Regions from separate parts of the Homo sapiens genome. Here region 2 is linked to region 1. A link is a loop called in an ENCODE intact Hi-C map of the cell type or tissue named here. Cell type or tissue: mammary epithelial cell. All regions are shown on one strand.

Region 1 (8,000 bases):
GCCATGTTGGCCAGGCTGGTCTCAAACTCCTGACCTCAAGTGATCTGCCCGCCTCAGCCTCCCAAAGTGCTGGGATTACAGGCTCAAGCCACCGCGCCCGGCAATCAGAGTTTAGTGTGTTATTTTTTGTATTTCTGGGGGAAAAATATGCATGAGATCAGAATTTTACAGAAATTCCCCCTTATTGCTTTCCTCAGTTTCAGGTAGATGAGGTCAACTATGGTCCAAAAATATTAAATTGAAAATTCCAGGCGGGGTGCATGGCTCACGCCTGTTATCTCAGCACTTTGGGAGGCCAAGGCGGGCGGATCACCTGAGGTCAGGAGTTTGAGACCAGCCTGAGCAACATGGTGAGACCCCGTCTCTACTAAAAAATACAAAAATTAACTGGGCATGGTGGCGGGCGCCTGTAATCCCAGTTACTAAGGAGGCTGAGGCAGGAGAATCCCTTGAACCCGGGAGGCAGAGGTTTCACTGAGCCGAGATCGTGCCATTGCACTCCCGCCTGGGTAACAGAGCAAGACTCTGTCTCAAAAAAAAAGAAAAGAAAAGAAAATTCCAGAAATAAACAATTCTTTAAGTTTTAAGTAGCATGCCATTCTGAGTAGCATGTTGGAATCTTAGTCATCCCACAGGAGATGTGAATCATCCCTTTGTCCGGCATATCCATACTGCATATGTTACCTGCCCATTAATCATGGAGTAGTCATCTGAGTTACCTGATGAAAAAATATAGTACTATACATAGGGTTTGGCACTATCTGTGGTTTCAGGTGCCCACTAGGGGTCTTGGAACGTATCTCCCAAGGATAAGGGAGGATTACTATATGTACCTTGAATGTTTGATGGAATTTGCCTGTAAAATCATCTTCTGTTAGTTTGATTTTGTGCAATGCATTTAAACTACTGATAAGTGGTTTCTTTCCTTTTCTTTTCTTTTCTTTTTTTTTTTTTTCTGACCCAGGGTCTCACTTTGTCACCCAGGATGGAGTGCAGTGGCAAGATCTCCGCTCACTGCAACCTCCGCCTCCCAGGTTCAAGCGATTCTCTTGCCTCAGCCTCTTGAGTAGCTGGGATTACAGGTGCCTGCGACCATGCGCAGCTAAGTTTTGTATTTTTAGTAGAGACGGGGTTTCGCCATGTGGGTCAGGCTTGCTTTGAACTCCTGACCTCAGGTGATCCAGCAGCCTTGGCTTCCCAAAGTGGTGGGATTACAGGCGTGAGCCACCGCGCCCGGCCTAGTTTTTGTTTCTAATCGCTAGTCTGTATTTGCAGTTTTAAGTTTCCTTTTTTCTCTCTTCTGCTTCTTTGCCTATCTTCCTAGAGGTATGCCAATTACATTAGTGTTTCCAAATACTTTAGTGGGCTTATTTTACTTTTGATTTCTGTTCTTATATGTGTCATTTTTTTTTTCATTTTCTTTTCTTTTCTTTTTATTTTTTGAGATGGAGTTTCGCTCTTGTTGCCCAGGCTGGAGTGCAATGGCGTGATCTTGGCTCACCGCAACCTCTGCCTCCTGGCTTAAAGTGATTCTCCTCCCTCAGCCTCCTGAGTGGCTGAGATTACAGGCATGCGCCACCATGCCTGGCTAATTTTGTATTTTTAGTAGAGACGGGGTTTCTCTATGTTGGTCAGGCTGGTCTCAAACTCCCGACCTCAGGTGATCTGCCTGCCTCAGACTCCCAAAGTGCTGGGATTACAGGCGTGAGCCACTGTGCCCGGACTGTTTTCTTTTCTTTTTTTTTCTTTTTTTTTAAGAGATGGAATCTCGCTATGTTACCCCGGAACTCTTGGCCTCAAGCGATCCTCCCATGCCTCAGTCTCCTGAGTAGCTGGAATTACAGTATGAGCCACCACGCCCAGCTGCTCTTACATTTATTGTTTTCTTCCTTACACCTCCTTTGAATTTATTCTGCTCTTCTTTTTCCTACTGCTTCCTTTTCTTTCTTTCTTTTTTTTTTAAACTTATTTATTATTTTTTTCTTTGGAAATTTTCTAGAAAATTACTGATTCTTTTTCTAGTTAAACAAGTCATTAATTTTTAGTCTTTCTTCTCTTAAACATAAACATTTAAACATTCTCTTAATTATAAACATTTAAGGCCAGGCATGGTGGCTCACGCCTGTAATCCCAGCATTTTGGGAGGCCGAGGGGAGTGGATCACTTGAGGTCAGGAGTTTGAGACCAGCCTGACCAACATGTTGAAACCCTGTGTCTACTAAAAATACAAAAATTAGCAGGGCATGGTGTTGCTGGCCTGTAGTCCCAGCTACTCTGGAGGCTGAGACAGGAGAATCACTTGAACCCAGGAGGTGGAGGTTGCAGTGAGCCGAGATGGTGCCACTGCACTCTAGCCTGGGTGACAGAGCAAGACTCCGTCTCAAAGCAAGCAAGCAAACAAACCAAAAAAACCATTTAAAGTCTTAATTTTTCTATGGCCCAATTTAGCTACCCACCACAACATTGATGAGTGATATTTTATTTTTATTCACTTATATGTGTTTTCTGTTTTCCATTGTTGTATCTTCTTTGACATTCAGGTCACATGAAAATGTGTTGTCTAATTTCCAAATGTGTAGGAATTTTTAGTTATCTTTTAAAAAATTAACTAGTAATTTAGTTGTTTGCAGTCTTCTATTTCCTTACCAAAGTTTTGTCTGTTTATTCGGACCTCCTCTGTAATATAGTTGTTGTTGGTTTTTAAATGCTGTCTTGAACCAGTTTTAAGGCGCTGGCTAAAGGCCAGTCAGTTCCCCTTTTTGAACAGCTAAGTTCACACCCCAATCACTTCTCTTATCAGACCCTCATACTCAGGGGCCACTATGCATTAGCCCTAATTGCCCTGAGGCCAGGTACCAGGCACTAGGGACAGCCCCTTTGCTCTGAACACACAAAATTATTCAAAATAGCCAATGGGCAGAAAGCCCTTGAAACCTAAGTAACCTCACATGCTTGCCACACATAAACTGCTAAGTAACCTCACATGCTTGCCATACATTAACTGCCCCTACAGCTCCGGCTCATTGTTACCTTGTCCCTGTTACTCCTGGTGTGGCCCTGCCTGGCAGGCTTCTCATTTTGAGCTGTAAATAACAGGTTTGAAGGCCTAATCACCGTAGCTCTGCAGCTGAGTCCTGTGGTGCTCCTCTTGAAGGCACAATTTCAGATATGCTGGTCCCTGTGGGTTGGTATGGTGCCAGAGCCTGGGCAATGTACCTTGATGACTTTGACCTTGAAATAAGGCTTGATGCACCAGGGGGCGCTGTAGTCTCATGTTCCAGCTTTCCTTCGTGTTGGAAGCATGCGCTGTACTGTGTACCAACATGGTTTGGGGTAGGCTTTGCAGAGTCTTTTGTTGGCCTGCTCCTTTCTGCTTAGGTTTCAGAAACGAAGCCTAATGGAACATGTGTCCATGTAAATGTCAGGAGTGTGAGTGTAGCCCTGACAGTGTTCCTCACTGGCTGGGTTGCCTTGAGCATACCACCTCCCGTCTCTGGGTTCCTACTTCTCCATCTATGAAATGGGCATTAATAAAACAATGATTCTGGCTGGGAGTGGTGACTCATGCCTGTAACCTCAGCACTTTGGGAGGCCGAGGCGGGTGGACATCTGAGGTCAGGAGTTCGAGACCCGCCTGAACAAAATGGTGAAACCCCATCTCTACTAAAAATACAAAAAAATTAGCCAGGTGTGGTGGCAGGCGCCTGTAATCCCAGCTACTTGGGAGGCTGAGGCAGGAGAATCCCTTGAACTGGGGAGGTGGATGTTGCAGTGAGGCAAGGTTGTGCCACTGCACTCCAGGCTGGGCAACAAAAGCGAAACTCCGTCTTGGGGGGAGAAAAAGACTCTTTTTTGGGGGCTGAGGTCCTTTTTTTTGGATGTTTAATTTTGAAACCCTTACTGAAGGGACACCTACTTAGTGTTTCTCCAGGACAGTAATGTTGTTACTTTGCCAACCTGAAGACTGACTGTCCCCAGGGCAGTAACCTCTGCAACTTGGAAACCTGAAACCTGTTTTTTACCTGAACCCTGACTTGGAAATTGAATGTGGCCCAAAAAGTCTAAATCCAAATATTTCCTGGGATCCCAGCAATGGCCAAGGGCATGCTCTGGGCTAGGCTATTTCAAGAGAGGAAGCTATTCCTGTGTATAGTATTTATCCTACTCATTTCTAATCACTGCTGCTGCGTTGTTGAACACCTGTATATACCAGCCACTATGCTAAGTGCTTTACAAATATTAGCTCATTTAGTTCCCTCACAGTCCTCAAGTATTATCATCCCTTTTTACAGATAAGAAAATTTAGGTTTACACAGCTAGTAAGTGGTGATACTGAGATCCAAACTCAGACTCAAAGCAAGTCCTCTCGACCAATGGGGCCACTAGAGCTCACACTCTGCCTCACTCATGGGACCAGGATGCATGTCTCATGGCCAGGTTCACTCAAGGGAGGACTAACTGGCTCTCCAGGGATCATCTATAGACCCATATGGATCAATGCTCATTTATGATGATTTGGACCTCTAGATAGCGTATGTTCTAGAACCTTAACACTGCCCCCACCCAGGGCAGAACCCATGGAGATGTAGGCGTTGTGCTCAGATGAACTTGCCCAGGTCCCTGCCGCGGCACGTGCTTTCCTGCCCTTCACACTTCGCCCCCGGCCAGCTCTCTAACTTGTACCTCAAAGTCTATAATTTAATGGCAGAAACTTCTTCAGGCCCCATGTTTCTGGAAATATGTTCATTTTATAAATTACTCTGTATAATGGGCATAGATTAGCTGGTCAAATACACGTGGGACATTTTCATTGCAAATCCTCCTTCCAGAGGCTCAGGATGATATCAGCATTGGAAGGCCCCCAGGAAGCATTGCAGGATGGAACTGTGTTTAACCTGAACCCAAGCCCAGCATTCCCTAGACCTACCTGACCACACATCCCCATTTCTCTTTTGCAGGCTATCCATGAATCTGGTTCCACAGTTTATACTCTGGGGAACATTGCTCTAGCTCATTGCTCTAGCTCAGGATTTCTCAACCTCAGCACCATTGATCTTCTTGGTCAGACAACTCTTTGCTGTGGTGGGCTGTCCTGTGCATTGTAGGACTTTAGCAGCATTCCTGGACTCTACCCATTAGAAACCAGTAGCAGGCTGGGTGCGGTGGCTCATGCCTATAATCCCAGCACTTTGGGAGGCTGAGGCAGGCAGATCACCTGAGGTCAGGAGTTCAAGACCATCCTGGCCAACATGGTGAAACCCCGTCTCTACTGAAATACAAAAAATTAGCCGGACATGGTGGCGCGTGCCTGTAGTCCCAGCTACTTGGGAGGCTGAGGCAGGGGAGTTGCTTGAACCCGGGAGGCGGAGGTTGCAGTGAGCTGAGATCATGCCACTGCACTCCAGCCTGGTGACAGAGCAAGACTCCTTCTCAAAAAAAAAAAAAAAAAGCCAGTAGTAACTCCCTCCCACCCCAAGCTAAAATGTCTCCAGATATTGCTGTATGCCTCAAGGAGGCAAGGAGCCTGAGTTGAGTGCCTCTACTCTCTACTCTAACTCGTGCATTCTCAGTAGAGGCAATATTGCCCCCAAGATAAAACTTGGCTCTTGGAGGGAGAAAAATTTCATACTCATTTTATGTATAAAGCACAGATATACATACACTGTATAAATAGATATATGGTATGTTTGTAGCATTAAAATTTTATGAGGGAGTGTTAGGAAAAAAAGTCTCAAAAGACTCCTTGGGGCAAGTGATAATGAAAAAAAAGAAGGGGTTCCCTAACACCATTCTAGCTCAGTGTTTTAATTTCTATTTATGCCAATTCCTTAGAAAGAATGATCTTTATGGCTCTTTTAAGCTGAATCAAAGAGCTAAGCAACAGTTGAAACACAGGGAAAGCATCTGGAAGTTGCCAAAAAGCTGAGGCTATGAGAGACTTAGGGCTCATGTCAGCCCCTCGCTTATGACTGCTACCCACATCCAAAGTGAAGATCAAGACCTCAGCCAAGACCACTGCCAATGAAGCTCCGCAATCCCCAAGCAGAAGGCGCTTGGGTGAGGGGTCTTCCTGACTCAAAAGGACTTGAAGCTATGTTGCCAGGCCACTTCACACTGGTTTGAGGCCATGTCAACTATTGAATCAAAGAATGTGGTTGGCTGATGCCTTCCAAGTCACTCACAGACACATACATTTGGACAAATTTTTCTCTTCTCTCTTCTTGAATATCCTTTTTCTTGACTATCTCTGGCCTTCCTTCTCACCCTGGCCTCTCAGATCCCAGTTGTCAGGAGAACATTGCACATCTTGATTGCTGGCCCCTGCATATCCATGATGAGAAACTAGCAAACAGGTTGCTGATCCAAAATGTAGAGATCATTGCTACCGCATATGGCCAGTTAAATGGAATTTTTTTTTTTAAACTAAAAAGCGAAAAAGGAGTGGCTGATTCCTGTAATCCCAGTGCTTTAGGAAGCTGAGGTGGGAGGATTGCTTGAGGCCAGTAGTTCAAGATGAGCCTGGGCAATATAGCAAGACCCCTATCTCCCCAAAAATTAAAATTAGTCAGTCATGGTGGCTTGCACCTCTAGTCTCAGCTACTTGGGAGACTAAGGCAGGAGGATCACTTGAGCCCAGGAGTTCAAGGTTACGGTGAGCTATGATTGCACCACTGAACACCAGTCTGGGTGACAGAGTGAGACCCTGTTTCTTTAAAAAAATCTCTTTTTTAAAAACCAACAAATACATTTTTGTATTTTTAAAAAAACTAAAAATCTTTTTTAAAAAGAAAATGACTTCATTTTTTTTCTTAATCTTTTTTTGGCACATCTTCTTGGCCTTCGGTCTTGGGAAATGACTAAGAATCATTTTCTGCTTCCTACTTCTATCAAAAAACCCCACTTGAACTTAGTACAGTTGGGTGAGGGAGATAACTCGTGCTCACAGGAAGCCACGCACCCTTGAAAGGCACCGGGTCCTTCTTAGCATCGTGCTTCCTGAGCAAGCCTGGCATTGCCTCACAGACCTTCCTCAGAGCCGCTTTCAGAAAAGCAAGGTAAGCAGGGACGGGGACATTCCCAGGGTCTTGGGTCGCACACTGCTTTCTGGACCTGGCTGAGATGCTCAGGCCCCTCACGAGTCTAGGGCTTACACTTGGCACCTACCTTGCAGCCCACACACCTTCTACCTGTCCCCACACCCTCTGAGCCCTCATCTGATGGGCACTAATTTATGCAGGACTCTCTTCCTGCACACATCTGGCCTGAGTCCACATGCCCCAAATAAATAGATCATTTTCATAAAAAATATACACTTGTCTGCTTCTTGCTTCTAGCAAGACTCCCAGGCAAGAAATACCACACACGCAAGGCCTACAGAATAATTCCAGACACTTACCAGCTGTGTCTCCTGGCTTTTTGTTCTCCTGATAATTTCCTAACTCCTCAGCCTTGTTTATGCCTTTCATTTTCACTGGTAAAATGGTGGAGAAAGACTAGAATTGTTAGTCATTCAACAAACTTTTTTGGAGACTCTGTGATGTAACAGGTGTTCAGTATCTATTTGCATGAGTAAACCAAAATCTTTTTTCTTTCTTTTTTTCTTTTTCTTTTCTTTCCTTTTTATTTTTTATTTTTTTTGAGACAGGATTTCACTCTGCTGCCCAGGTTGAAGTGCAATGGTGCCATCATAGCTCACTGCGCCTTGAACTCCTGGGCTCAAGGGATCCTCCTGCCTCAGCCTCCTGAGTAGCTGGTACTATCAGCACGTACCACCACACCCAGCTAACTTTTAAAACAATTTTTTGTAGAGACAGGGTCTCCTTATGTTGCTCACGCTGGCATGGAGCTCCTTGGCTCAAGTGATCCTCCCTCCTCGGCCTCCCGACGTGCTGGGATTATAGGCGTGGGCCACTGCACACCTGGCTTCAAAAGCCCTTTCTTGAGAAACACAGTTTGGGCATTGGGTGTGTGGTGGTGGGGGTGTGGGGAGAGATCGAATG
Region 2 (8,000 bases), 840 kb after region 1:
TGAAATCTGGTGACATGAAGATGCAATCACCATGCAGAAACCCTCCTGGCAAGAGTGGCAGTACTAGCTCCAGAAGCAGCAGTTGCAGAAGTTCAGGTGAAAGTCCCTAGGGACCAGCACCCTTGCCAGTGGGGTATTTGTGCTCATTGGGAGCAATGGTGGTGTTTTCTTTGGAGCAGTTCTACAATAGGATAAATTGTTGTGTGGCCCTGAAGCCGGATTCTCTGGTCTTCCAGAGAGTCTATGAACTCATTGATATCCTTTAATAAATTTGCTTTCTGCTTAAATTATCCACAGTTCATTTCTATTGTGTGCAAGAACCCTAATACACAGAGATACTTTTTTTCAGCCACATCTAGAGAGTGGGGTAACTTTCAGAAATTCCCTCAAAAGAGCTAAGAAGCTTCCTTCTCTGTTATCTCTGGCAAACCTCTTTTTACATCTCTATAGTCAGAATTGGGTCATTTTTTTTTTTTCTGTACTACTGGGGCTTGAGGACGGGATTATGATAATGATCTAAGGCCTGAGCCACATTCTTATCCCTTAAGGCTTAAGACAAAGAACAAAGAGGGAGAGGCGAGGACACCCAGGGTGAGATCAGGAGGATACTAACTTCAGAGAGGGGTGAATGGGTGAAAGTATATTGGAGGTAGAAGAACCACAATGCCTACCAGACAGAGCAACTTACATCAAACCCTTTGAACTTCCAAGCTTGCTCCTCACATGTGTGAAGAAGTCTGCATAAACCACTATATTATGTTGCTGTTTGTCACCACCTGGAACATCTGGACAGAGTCCCCAGGATAGGATACAACTTCCTTTCCATGGGGCCAGTCACATTCTTTGCTGTCTTGTTCCTTCATTCTGCCTTTAATGAGGGTGGGGTCAATAAAGAAAATGGCAGTAAATTTCTCTTTAGTTTAATGGAAAATTCCTCTGGAAGTTCACCCCTCATTGATGTACTCCACTTCCTTATTTTTCTCCCCTATTCTTAGGAGCCAATATCTCTGCAACAATGCTTCCTTCTTCTCACCTTTCAAAGCAAGACTTTATTCATTCTCTGAACAACCCACCCCTTCCAAATAGATCAGACTATACCCCTAGCGGTATATTTCTCAAAATTTGGAGCCTGTTCTGAGTAATATGCTTTTCAAGCGAATTTTACCCTTAGTACTAGTGACATTTAGGGCTGGATAATATTTTTGCTATGAGAGACTGTCCTGTGCATTGTAGAATGTTTAGAAGCATCTCTAGCTTCTATCCACTAGAGGCTAGTAGCATCCTCTCCCACCAAGTTGTGACAACCAAAAATGACCACTGGAGAGCAAAATTACCCATTTAATAACAAGTAAGCTAGAATAATACTCTGGGGGAGACTGTGCTGGGTGAGAGTAGAGGAGTTCTCTTATATTCCAAGTTAGGGTGGAGAACGTGGGGAACTTTATCCAGGTTTCACCAAAAAGTAAAGGACAGGTGAAGGAACTCACTTCTCTTGTGAGTCATCAATGAACTTCTTTGCTCTCCTGACTGTGCTGCAGGGGACTGCTGAATCACCATCTCCCAAGGACAAATATTAATTTTCATAGAGTACAGCCTAACCACAAGGTAGAAGATACATATTTTCCCATCTGTCCTTCTGTCCTGTAATTTTACAAGGCCATCTCTCTCTTTCTCTCTTTTTTATGAGACGGAGTCTCGCTTTGTCACCCAGGCAGTAGTGCACAATCTCAGCTCACTGCAACCTCTGCCTCCCGGGTTCAAGTGATTCTCCTGCCCCAGCCTCCTCGGTAGCTGGGATTACAGGCGCCTGCCATCACGCCCGGCTAATTTTTTTGTATTTTTATTAGAATTGGGTTTTCACCATGTTGGCCAGGCTGGTTTCAAACTCCTGACTTCAAGAGATCTGCCCTCCTCGGCCTCCCAAAGTGTTGGGATTACAGGTGTGAGCCACCACGCCTGGCCATGGCCACATCTCTTATAATGAGGTATGACAAATTATTATTCAGCACAGACTTAATCCACCTATCTTGCTTCCAAATGTATCTTCTTTGGATCATCCCTGAGTAACACTTTTTAAAATTCCCTTAGCTACTCACAGAGTTGGCCAAAGATAAGAAATTATTACTTGGAAATGTAATCCCATAGTTTCTTTTTTATGATGGTGGTTGCTGTGTTACTTGGTACACAGATATTTTGGGTTAGCTGATACAAAAGTTTGATATTTCAAACTCTTATCTTTATTGTGGCTTTTAGCTACATTTTTTTTTCTGGATAATTTTAGCCTTTAGCATTATGAAATGTCCTTAATTACATTTAAGCCTTTTTGGTCTGAATTGTCTGATATCAAAAGAACGACCCTGCACTCCTATTGTTTCCATTTGTCTGGTGTTTTAGTTAGTTCAAGCTGTTATAGATTGGGTGGCTTCAACAACATTTATTTCTTACGGTTATGGAGGATGTGAAGTCTAAGAGCAGGGTACCAGCATGATTGGGTTTTGGTGAGTGCCCTCTTACTGCTTTGCATATAGACACCTTTTTACTGTATCCTCACATAGCAGAGTGAGAGAGGAAGCAAGTGCTGTTGCGTCTCTTCTTAGAAGGGCACTAATCCTATTCATGAGGGCTCTGTGCTCACAATCTAATTACCTTCCAAAGGTCCCACCTCCAAATACCATCGCATTTGGAACTGAATTTCAAGAAGTGACTGTTGGGGGTACACATTCAGTCCACAGCACCTAGTATGTCTGTCTATTCCTTTCTATTTAGCCTTTCTGAATCATTTTGTTTTAGGTATGTTGCTTGCATGTACCATAATGATAGTGTATCAGTTAGCTTCTGTTGCATAACAAACCATGCCAAAACTTAAAAACCAGCCATTTATTTAGCTCATAATTCTGTAGGTTGGCTTAACAGTTCTGGTCTAGATTGGCTCAGTTGATCTCTCAGGTGCTTGCTTCTGTGTCTGAGGTCATCTAGGGTGTTGCCTGGTTGTTGGATGATCTAAGATAGCCTTGTTCATATGTCTGACAATTAGCAGACTGTTGGTTAGGGCTAGGAGAGTGACTCAACCACGTCTCTCATAATCCAGCAGGCAAGACGGTACACATGGAGGTCACGGGGTTGCAAGTGCAGTAAGAGAGGACAAACCCTGATGACTGAAGTGTCTGCTTGCATCACAACTGCTAATGCCCCATTGGCCAAAGCAGCTCACATCAACGACCTAGACTTAAAGGGTGCAGAAAAAGACTCCACTTCCTGGTGGGAAGATCTGCAATGTCACACTGCAAAATCATGATAAAGGGAGAGGAAGAGTTTGTGGCCAATTTTATAATCTATCACATTGGGTTTTCTTTTGTGAGTCATTTTAAAAGTCTTTTTCTTTACTTCCTTTTTTCTTTACCTCCTTCTGCTATTCGATTTTTTAACTTTAAGTGACATTCATTGATATCATTTAAATATCTTTTGACTCCCATCAATTGCCTATTTACCAATAAATTTACTTATTTTACTTTTCCTTTCTGATGACTGCAACTTACTATGAAATGGATCCAAAAAGCAAGGTAGATTTATGGGTGGATAGAGGGAAGATTAGATGGACAAATGTGAGATAAAGCATGCATAGTAAAATGTTAATGTTAGAATCTAGGTGGTGGGTAGGTGAGTGTTTATTGCAAAACTCTATGCTGTGGCTGAAATTTTAAAAATGAATTGTGAAGTTGAGGCAGGAGAATCCCTGGAGTCCAGGAGTTTGAGACCAGCCTCGGCAACATAGGGATATTCCGTCTTTACAAAAAATAAACAAATAAATTAGCCGGGCATGGTAGTGTGCACCTGTAGTCCTAGCTACTTGGGAGGCTGAGGTAGGATAATTGCTTGAGCCTGGGCCTGGAAGGTTGAGGGTGTAGTGAGCCATGACTGCACCACTGCACTCCAGCCTGGGCAAAAGAGCCAGACCCTGTCTCAAAAAAACAAAACAAAAAAACAAAGAAAAGAAGAGAAAAGAAAAGAAAAGAAAATATTGGAAGAAAAAGAACACAGGAGCCAGCTTGAGGGTGTTCATATCAGTCAAATCTTGGACAATCTGAGCGTCAAAATAAATAATAATAACAGATTATAATCTACCAAATTAAATAAAAATCTATGGGTCCATGCTGGTATAAACATATAAATGAATAAATAAGGGAGAAAAGAAAATTCTTCTTTCTAGAATAATGTCAGCTAATAGATATAGGCAGAATAATGGATAAGAAAATTACCATTTTGCAATCATCACAGAAATATTAGATTCATGGAAGAATCATCGAAGTATGCTAAAACTAGTGGAAGAAAGTTTAATGTGGAACAGTATGTTTAATAGCCTCGAATTATATTCCCACAAATTAGTTGTTAATTACAAAGGGAAAAGAATAATTTTTCCAACGAGAACCCTGGTGGTTTTTATTCTATCTAATCCCTTCAACCTTTTTTTTCCCTCTATTGGATCTTCCTCCTGCGCCCCTCCACCCTCTCCTTATTCTGGGCTAGTTGTACTTTCTGCTTGCTGCAGAGCTGCCATTTTAGGACTTTCCTTAACTGCTTTCCTAGACCTCCTCCTATGAACTGTTTGCTGAACTACCTTATATAAGGGTGGATTAAAGACCTCTGTAAATATATACAATAGATTAATAGATTGGTCATAGAATTCTCTTGAACTACATTTTGTTTGGCACACAGTATAAGCTCAAAAAATATCTGCTGAATAACTTAGTCTGGTCATCCAAGTATTACCAAAACTTTGTACCATGAAGCTTGTAGGATTTGGTTTTCATTTAATGTATGGTTATAAATATTAAATAAGTGAAGACAAATGAAATTACATACATTTTGTATATATGCTTACTTTTTCTTTTTAAAAATTTATTTATCTTATTACAGTGTTCCACACGTTCAGAGAAACTTCTCTATTAACGAACTACAGACATGATATCTGAAAGTAATCTTTATGCATAGTTTTCTTCTAAGAAACTCAAATGTGTTTTATATGAAGAACCACTAATAACCATTTACTTACTACTCTCTGCTACTAAGTCTTGAACAGAGAGCTAATGTATGCCTAAGGGAAAACCGATTAAAGAAACGTTCTTATATAGCTTCAAAAACGAATTAACAACGATAGTCAGGGTGAAAGGGGAAGGTGCTCCTCTTTAACTTGAAGTGCTTAAACAAATATTGGATTTTAGTGAAAACAGGAGTCTTGAAATGTATCCTTAATGTCCAGATACTCACAAGATAACTTTCAATTATCCAGAATTATTTTTTACTCTATAGAGCAATTCTTCCAAAATAGTGCATAGATTTATTCTCAGAAGTTATCTTATTCAAGTAAAGTGACTCTCATCCAAGAGAGACACTGGTAGCAAAGGGCAGTAGTTAGTTAAATAGCAGTGAAACTGATATTAGAGAACTGCCAACTGATGGAAATTTAATCAGCAGTATATGGAATTGGAATGGGCTTATACAGGGAGTAATTCTGAATATAAGGTGTTCAGCAGTTTTCGTTTCTTTAAAATTTTTTGTACAAAGTGGAAAAAACTTACACACCCATATTTGAAAAATGGGTAATTTTTCTTTCATTCATTATTATTTTTTAAAGTTAAATAAATTAAGGAGACAAATAGTTCTCTATCGCATGTTGTAAAAAATCCAGGGCCCCTGTCCCTTACCATTGCCTTTTTTCCATTCCTTACATGAAGTGTGTCTTCCCAGGTGACACGGGAGCCATCCTTGATGTTTTTTGTTTCATCAAGTCTATTTGGGTGTTCCTATTCTATGCTTCCTCCCCTCTAGATTCCCGCCTCTACCTCATACTCTAGGTTTATCCTGAGTGTGGAGTAGGGAAGTGTGAATACCACATTTACATTTTCCTTTTGTTCTTCACCTTTTCTCTCTTAGACTGTTCCGCTCAGCACCAAAAGGACTTTCTTTCTTGCACTGCAGGAACTTCCCTTACATCAAATCCTTATACTGTTTACTCTCATTTATTGTAAAAATACTACAGTCTTCTGAATCTGACTTCTGTAAGCCTCTTTTCTCCTTAATAACAAAGACTCCTCCAAAAATCATAAGTGCTTACTTTCAGGCTATCGTCTCCATGTGGACTTGAAACACACTATTTTGAAACTCAAAGCTGCCTTCAGCAGGGTTCTCTCCATTCGAAGAGGCAACTATTTCCACTGGTTCAATCAGTGGGGTTAATGATAGGCCCAGAACCAGGAATTTTCAAGAAGGAAAGTCCACTGACTTAATATTCTCCAAATGTACTCGTTATGCTGAGAATACACACTAAGAACATATGGCATTTCATTACATAAATGAAAAACATCATCATAAGCAAGTTTGGAAGCAGTGAAACACACCCTTGGAAGGCATTATAAATGCTCCCTAATATCTGATTCTCCCTTCCCAGTCCCATTGCAGTTTGGTGGAGCCATGTGAAAGGTTCTAGCTAGTGAAATGCAAGTGGAAGTAGGAGGGCTGAGGTAGTGACAAGCTGCTGCATGATGCTACAGATTTCCTCTTCTGCAGTGAAAGTGGAATCTCATGTTGGGATGGCAGAGTTACAAGATCAAAGTGGTCTGGATTGCTCAGACACTGGTTGGAGGACAACTCTAAGCCTGTTCCATATTAGACTTTGTGTGAGCAAAGAACAAATGTTTATTAGTATCTTTGAGTTTAAAATTGAAACTGAGATTTTGAAATTGTTTATTGTCAGAACATAAGCTAGCCAATCTTGACTAATATACCATAATTCTTTGCTTATTGGCCTATTGCCTAATTAGCTGGAGTGCTTGTTGTTGGTGAAAGTGTGTTATTTTGGAAGTAGAGAATATATTTTATATATATATATTTTTTTTTTTTACAAGGGTGAAACTTATTTAATGATATTTATTGAATGCCTGCTATACCAAGTGCTAGAGATGCATCAGTATACAAAACACACAATTTTTGCCCTCATGGAGCTTACATTTTAGTGGGGAAGTCAGATAAAAATTATATCAACAAACAAAATACTTGCAAGTTAGGGTAAGTGTTATGAAGGAACTAATGGCTGCGCTAGAGGTTAACAAGGGAGGGAATCTACTTTAGATAGTATGATGATGAGGAGAGGAGACCTTTCAACTGAGATATGAAGAAAGGGAGAAAACATTCTAGGTCACATGAGGCAAGAAAGATCTTGGTGTGTTTGAGAAACTAAAAAGACCATTGTGACTCAGTGGTAACAAATGAGGAACAAGAGGCAAAATATGAAGTTGCAGAGAAAGATCATCATGTTGTGGCAGGGAGTTTGGTTTTCATTCCAAGCCATCAGATAGTATCACCTTAATCTTCCTTTGGTCAATGCCACAAAACTAACCACATCTATGTTAACTTTCTTTTCTCCGCCATCTGCCTCAACAAATGTCATGTCCCTCATCTTTCTGATGGCTAATCACTCCCTTTGTATCCTCCCTCCTCTGGTTACCCTTTCTCCTCTTTTCATATACTTTGCTTCTTCGTTATCTTCCCAATGGGTCAGTCCTGTCAACCAACCTACAAGACACCACCCATCCCCCACCCTCTTCCATGGGTTATCAACTGGTAATGATTCTACTAACCACTCAGATGTTCAGGCCCCAAAACCAGGACCTATCTTGACCACTCTCTTTTCTTTACTTTCCTATGCAGTTCATTGGTAAATTCTTCAGTTTTAAACTCAAAGATATTATCAGTTTGGTTCACTCTTGCTAATGTTAGCTTTCCTGATTTCGTCTTGATTTCTGAAATGGTCTCATGATTTGCCTCCTTGCCTCCATTCTTTCCTTCCTCTAATTTTTTCTTTATGCATCAGCCAAGGGTGGCTACTTATTTTAACATAGAATAGCTTAATTAAAATAAACAAAAATTTTTATAAATTGTGGTAAAATAGGCCGGGTGCAGTGGCTCACGCCTGTAATCCCAGCACTTTGGGAGGCTAAAGCGGG

The links. Hi-C counts contacts between places; a loop is a spot of excess contacts. Peaks named below come from ENCODE experiments on the same cell type or tissue, not always from the same donor. Only the 100,000 strongest peaks of a DNase experiment are listed, where the experiment ranks them.
Region 2: a loop joins it to region 1, with 15 times the contacts of the local background. A loop is called at or near these places in 18 of 110 quality-filtered maps.

The regions. Positions count from the first base shown.
Region 1 is chr3:32,944,636-32,952,635 of GRCh38, forward strand. CCR4 (C-C motif chemokine receptor 4) reads left to right here and starts at 7,009. Exons shown (of 2, transcript NM_005508.5): 1 at 7,009-7,055. In mammary epithelial cell, CTCF peaks have their summits at 794 and 3,253 (motif pointing right); DNase peaks (open chromatin) are centred at 676 and 3,276.
Region 2 is chr3:33,788,783-33,796,782 of GRCh38, forward strand. PDCD6IP-DT (PDCD6IP divergent transcript) reads right to left here. Exons shown (of 2, transcript NR_183731.1): 2 at 4,862-8,000. Among named protein-coding and RNA genes, the nearest start is that of PDCD6IP-DT, 5.7 kb to the right of the region's middle. RefSeq lists an enhancer at 467-1,364. In mammary epithelial cell, no CTCF peak of the experiment used is centred here; DNase peaks (open chromatin) are centred at 1,519 and 3,089; H3K27ac peaks cover 2,533 bases.